Regions from separate parts of the Homo sapiens genome. Here region 1 is linked to region 2. A link is a contact called in ENCODE Hi-C or POLR2A ChIA-PET data. All regions are on one chromosome and are shown on one strand. The core of a region is the stretch at or near the end of the contact, and the rest is flanking DNA. Distances in the headings are between cores, read along the strand shown. Region 1 overlaps RBFOX2 (RNA binding fox-1 homolog 2). Region 2 overlaps RBFOX2 (RNA binding fox-1 homolog 2).

Region 1 (3,134 bases), core at 132-2,631, 69 kb before region 2:
GGACCATTCTGAATTTTCTAGACTACATGGTCTATCAATTTAAGAACAAAGCTTTTAAGAAAGCCTTTAAAGTAGGCACTTAAAAGAATTGAGAAAATAAAGTGTTTATTTATTTTGTTTTATGGTACTCTCCACCCTCATTACAGAACTGCATATTTTAAAGCATTCTCAGTGCTAGAGTAAGTAGGTGTTACAAAGATGCTGCTGCTGAAGAAAAGATGAATGGAACTAAGATGTCAGCATACTGCAGCCCAGTGACAGAACCAGTCTCAAAGCTCTTGCAAGGAGGGTAAAGCTCCACCATAGAACTTGACTTATACTGTGTTGTCAGGTCATAAAACATGCCAATTGAAAAAAGAAGCATAAAATATAAATGTCTTATTTTTGCCTCTTCAAATTTACATTGTGTTCAATTTGTATGGTAATAAATTTTTGTTATGAAAAGACCAATTTTAGGTAGAATTAGAACTAAAAAAAAAACCTCTTCCTATGTCTTTTAAGATTTGTACAGTGATAATCCCCCATATGAGGAAAGAGCTTGAAACTCCATTTACTCTAGCTTCGCCCACCAAATAATATAAACGTTTCACATTTAAAAAGAAAGAATGGGATACAACAATGATGAGACTGAGAGCATGCAGTTAAAAAACACACACACACAAATAAAAGAAAGAAAAAACAATCAATTTTGGAAAGAGGGGAGAAACTGAAAAGCAAGGTTCTCACAGACAAGGATTAGAATGGAGCAAGAGCTGAAACCAGCTGCTGGAGCAGAAAGCAACCAAGCACTTAAAAGGAAAAATGGCCAGAACCAATCAGAAACCACCAGTCAGCAAAAGAGACCAACAGCTGCGTGTAACTGAAGGGATGGGAAAGGAAGAATAGGGAAAGGGACAGGAACAAGGATCCGGAAAAAGAGAGTAAGGTAGGGAAAAAGAAAAGAGAAAGTCAGGAAGGGTGTAACGGGCAAAGAAAGAACAGTCAGAGCTACAAACGGGGGTTTGGGAAACAGGAAAAGTAGGGAAGGATGTAGGGGCAGGAAGTGCATTAATAAAACCAGCCAAACTGGAGTTCAGTAACTCTGAGTAAGATGTGCAAGGGGAAAAAAATCACCATGAAGTCAGTAATCAAACAGCTCAGACCGCTACAAAACAATATGTACATCCAAAATCCAGGCGGCATTACTCAACAGCATTGAAAATAAAAGGGGGAAAGGAAAAGGAAGAGGAACAACAAGTCAAATCACATTTTGTAGTGTTAATGTGAGATGGCAGATGGACTTTTTCTTTCTTATTTAATTGTTTTGTAATTACATTTTTAAAAGCTTCTTCTCTAGTGCTTTTGTTCACTTACCGCCAACGGGCACCATCGCCAGCATTGTGTATAGTTACCATGGAAAGAGTGAGTCAAGTGAAGGGCCCTAAATGCTAAACCATTGGAAAGGAGGGGAAAAAAAGCAAAATATGCAGACATCTTACTCAAAATGGTGGCTTTTACATTTAATACTTTAAAAAATTGGGAAAGGGGAAAGGAGCCAGTTAACCTTCGATGTGTTATCAAAAAGGGCTGGTGAATACCAGGCGGTAGACTTGGTCATAATCACAGTACATTCGCCAGCCAGCCATCATACCCTCTGTTTAAGAATTTTATCCATAAAAATTTAGATACCAAAATTCTTGGTATTAGATATATTTAAAAACTACACGAGTTTTGGATTATTTCCTCCCTCCCCACAATCTCTAGAATCTTCTATTTCGTGCTTATCATGTGCACAAAGAGGCGAACTGGCCTCCCAAGAGAGAGGATATTGGCTGGCCCCTTGATTCATTATAGAACACAGTGTTATAAACTGGATAGTTTTTAGACAATTTAACATTAGTTTTGCTTAGGCCTGATCACAGGAATTCAGAGTATTGCAAACTGAAGCAAAGGAAAAAAATCAAGAGAGCAGAAAGATCAACATTTTGAAGGAAAAACATAAATGAAAAACAAACACACACACACGCACACACACACAGTCAAAATTAAAACCCCCAAACAACCAATAAATGAGGAGGGAGGCAGATAGAAGTGTTACTTTTATACATTTTAGTGCAAGAAGGTGAAGAAGACAGAGATACAAACACACATACATGTGCACACGCACACATAAGACAGGGTTCCAAATGTGAACTAAGTGAGGCAACACGAAAAAAGAGAAATAAAAATATAAACCAGAAATTGAATTATTAAAGACATGCACCTCGATTTTACGGCCCTCTACCACGGTGCCGTGTAATTTCTCCCTGGCCCTGTCTGCATCAGCACTATTCTCGAAAGTTACGAACCCGAATCCCTGCATGCAGCGGGAGAAGGGGGGAAAACATGCACATCGTTATATTGAAATACTGATCTCTTGGTAAATAGAGAAAAAATATCATAGTATGAAACTGACATCAGCAACAACTCAGCAATAATCTCCCAAAGTCACATTTTTGGTCCATGCATATTTGTAAAGGGAAATTAAATCCAATAAAAGAATAAAGAACTGTAATAATAATAATAATTAACAGCAATGTAACAATAATAAAATAAAACATAAAGCATATGAGGCCAGACCAAAATTAAGGTACAGAGTTACTCGGGTCAAACTATTCAACCAAAAATCTGAAGATTTTTTAATGCCCTACCTTTCTCTCTCAATTCATGTTATTAATTTAATATACATGCCCCTTTATGTAATACTAAAAAAGACTTAATTAAATTGACTCTCTGACATCCCAAATCTATTATTTTCCAGTAACTGCTACATGAAATCTGACATTCAGGTTCAACATTGCATAATGAGATTTTTTTTAAAGTAGGTCTAATCATTTTAGCCCCACGTTGCCTGTTGCTTTTATCACTATTAATTCCTTTGGGAACAGGATAACTTAGGGCATAGTCGGTGTACAATTTTCTATGTACTGGGTGTGGGAGAGGAGAGCATTCATGCTCTTCTAAGCAAATAAAAATATCACTAAGCAGTGGTCAATTATAACTTTTCTTCAATGCCCTTTTTAAATGACCAGATTGACACTTAGAGTAAAAATATGTTCAACTGAATTTCAGAAAACTGCTAACCCAAATTTGCCTAAATTATTCATTTATTGATG
Region 2 (2,948 bases), core at 381-2,880:
CAGGCACTGTTCTACACACTGGGAATACAACAGACTGCTGACGAGGATCCTGATCTCAGGGAGCTTCTGTTTGGGGTCGGGGAGGAGACAGACAACAAACAAACATATAACAATCAACGGTAAGAACTAAAATCAGTGACAAGTGAAGACAAAGCAGAATGAAGGTAGGAGTGATGAGGGAGTGCTGGTTTAGCTAGGAAAGTTAAGGGAGAGGTCGCCCTTGAGAAGAAATATTCAAGAGTAGAACAAACCATATGGGTACCAGTGGGAAGACATTTTGGGCAGGGAGAAAAGCAGAAGGGTCCTGAGCAGGAGGGTCTTAGGCATGTTAAGAGAACAGCAAAGAGGCCAGTGTCATTAGAATGAAATACAGAAAGAAAAGGATGGCAGGAGATGAGACTAGAGAGACAGCCAGGTTCCTGATCATGCAGGGTCACAGGATTTTATTCAGAGACTGAAGGGGAGCAACTGTAAGGTATAAGCACAGGAATGACAAAATCAGACTTGCATTTTAAATGATTCACTCTGGCAATGACCTCTAATGAATTAGTTTCCTGAATTTAATCATTCTAATAGTAATAGAGAAACATTTAAGAGTCTGGGGAATAGACACAATACATTGTGATGGCAGAATGCAGCATTTCTCACTGCCTAGAAGAGGTTGAACACTGGAGCCCACTAAGAAAGGTGCTACAATCAAAAGAGCAAAGTATTTACTGCAGGGGAGCCTTGTATTTGTGCCTGGCAAATTTCACATACAAAATGTTGGGAGGAAATGTTCAAAAAAGATTTGACAGTGGTTTGGAAATGTTGAAAAAAAAGAGTGAGGAATTATGACTTCGGAAGGGAACATGTGGGATACCAATAATGTCAGATCCCGGAGAGGAATGGTATACCAGAAGGAGACCAGGGTGGGTAAGGGGGGGCTGTATCACCTAGTATGACTGGTTCCCAGAAACTATCTGTCTACCATAAACAGATGTCCAAGAAACAACCCCTAGGTAAGGAATTACATGATGAAAAGTTCAAATTTGAGAGAGATAAAATTGTTTACATATGGCAATCTGTGTAGATCAGAGTTTGGAATTTCTCAGGGGAGAACAGAAAACTGGAGGAACAAAACCAGGAATTTGAGCTTATGCCTTATCACTGAGAGGAATGAGGAATGTCATTACTGTTCAATATGAAGATGTCTCCTGTAGCAATACAAATTTAAGTAATAGGTTGTCAAATATTAAGCTTACCTAGACTCAATTGCAAAGCTAAGGAGAAAGATAAAGGAAAAAATAGAGAAGGGGGCCAAAAAAGAAAGAGAAAAGTGTGTGTGATTAGGGGGTGACTAAGACGGAAAAAACAATTTAATGAGTCAAGATTGCTCGGATTTCATCATAGCTTCATTTATGAAATTCTGTTTATCTTTTCAAGAAAGCTAAGTAATTTTTAGAAAAGCAATACTTTTCAAGAGACAATCTTGGCCTCAGCGAAGAAATGATTATAACTGAAGATATGGAGCAATGTAGAAGAATTCAGAAAGAAACCAAATCTCTGGAAAAAGTGAGGCTTTTTTTTTTCATTGTAAAGGAACATAAATTCAGTCTCCAACCCACAATCCCCGCCTATCCTCCAACTCCCCAAATCCTGCAAAGCCCATAGAAAGTGGAAAGTGTGCCAAAACAAACAGTGTGGCTGCAGCTCCGTGGATGAAGGGTGGGATAAGGTTCGAGTGGCAAGGGAGCATGACTGGCAGGCAACCGAATGGAATCACTTTAAAGCAGTGCCACAAAATGGAGACTAAATGCTGAGAGGACCTCCAGAATTCAAAGAAAATGGGATATGCTTAGCAAAATCACAGAATAGATTCTCTACTCCAACTCCTTTCAAAAACCAGACAAACAAAAACAGGAAAAGAGAAAATGAAACAAAGCAAAACATACCTGCTCTCTTATCTGTCTTTAATTAAAGCATAAAATACCCTCCCTCTTCTCTTCTCCCAACCACCCAGGAACAGAAGAGCGAACTGGCAGCAGCTCAGGTGAAAGACTTCAGCCTTCCAGCTACAAAGAGGGGAGATAGCAGACAATGGAACTGGTGATTCATTACAAAAGAATACACTCCAGAGCGGCCTGCTGCCACATGGACTCACTGCACTATTTAAAGGAACAGCAACCCCCTTTCCAACCTCCCTTATTCCTAACACCTTCCCTCCTCTTGGTCCTGATGGAAAACAGATTTTGAAGAAAATGCCAGCAAAGCACTGAGCTGTCCAAGAAAGGGAGGGCTTTGTGTTCCACAGAAACTGGCAGTCTTATACCATAGTAGAGTACAAAAATTTTCTTTCACATCCATACTGTAAAATCTTTTCCTCTCTGCCTAGTACACTTTCCCTTTCAACAATAGATAGTATAACTGAATTTGAGTTTGGCTAAACATTTATTTTTTACTAATTAGTGTTGAAGTCATTTGCAATTTTGTTTTTCGAATTTTACACATAGTACAAGAATGATTTATCTTTCCTTCATATTCCATATTGCTATTTTCATAAATATGAGATGCAATAATCTGGTCTATATGCCCAAAAAATAAGAGATCTCAGTGAAATACTCCTACAACATACACATGAACAGCCGATAAAATTAACGTTTTAAGTATCACATAAGCATGTCTATCGGCTATATTAGAATTTTGTGATTAAATTGCCATTTGCTTTTTAGCAGAGCACTGATTACTTACTATAAATGACAGAGTAGTTTGATAATTAAAACAAAAACAGGCCCTATAAAAGTAGAGCATATGTAATAATAAAGCGCATACACTGTGCAAATACTGACAAGGATCTAATATGGTATGATGAAAAAGTCATTCACTGAAAGCCCTTTTCCAACAGCTGAGCAATGGAAACTGGGGACTACAGAGATGGTATCATCTGAAGATGCAAAGAACCTAAGTAG

Evidence for each region. Hi-C counts contacts between places; a loop is a spot of excess contacts on that map. ChIA-PET counts read pairs that join two places held with the same protein, here RNA polymerase II (POLR2A). Pooled maps may share reads with other maps.
Region 1: a map of PC-3 shows a loop between it and region 2 (3-fold over the local background). The contact joins two enhancer-like sites. A Hi-C loop is called at or near these places in 23 of 168 maps with a recorded cell type or tissue (A673, Caco-2, Calu3 and 15 more) and 5 of 50 pooled maps. POLR2A ChIA-PET finds 5 or more read pairs at or near these places in 4 of 52 experiments (MCF 10A, Panc1, WTC11 and 1 more).

What each region holds. Positions count from the first base shown.
Region 1 is chr22:35,766,015-35,769,148 of GRCh38, forward strand. It overlaps RBFOX2 (RNA binding fox-1 homolog 2), which reads right to left. Exons shown (of 14, transcript NM_001349999.2): 6 at 2,243-2,335. Among named protein-coding and RNA genes, the nearest start is that of APOL5, 50 kb to the left of the region's middle. Within about 2 kb of position 1,382, at least 4 of the 41 ENCODE cell types and tissues checked have a DNase peak (open chromatin) inside an H3K27ac peak, as active enhancers do; they include PC-3, endothelial cell of umbilical vein and gastrocnemius medialis, where a contact is called at or near this core.
Region 2 is chr22:35,834,386-35,837,333 of GRCh38, forward strand. All of the region lies in intron 2 of RBFOX2 (RNA binding fox-1 homolog 2), which reads right to left. Among named protein-coding and RNA genes, the nearest start is that of APOL5, 120 kb to the left of the region's middle. Within about 2 kb of position 1,631, at least 27 of the 41 ENCODE cell types and tissues checked have a DNase peak (open chromatin) inside an H3K27ac peak, as active enhancers do; they include PC-3, endothelial cell of umbilical vein and gastrocnemius medialis, where a contact is called at or near this core.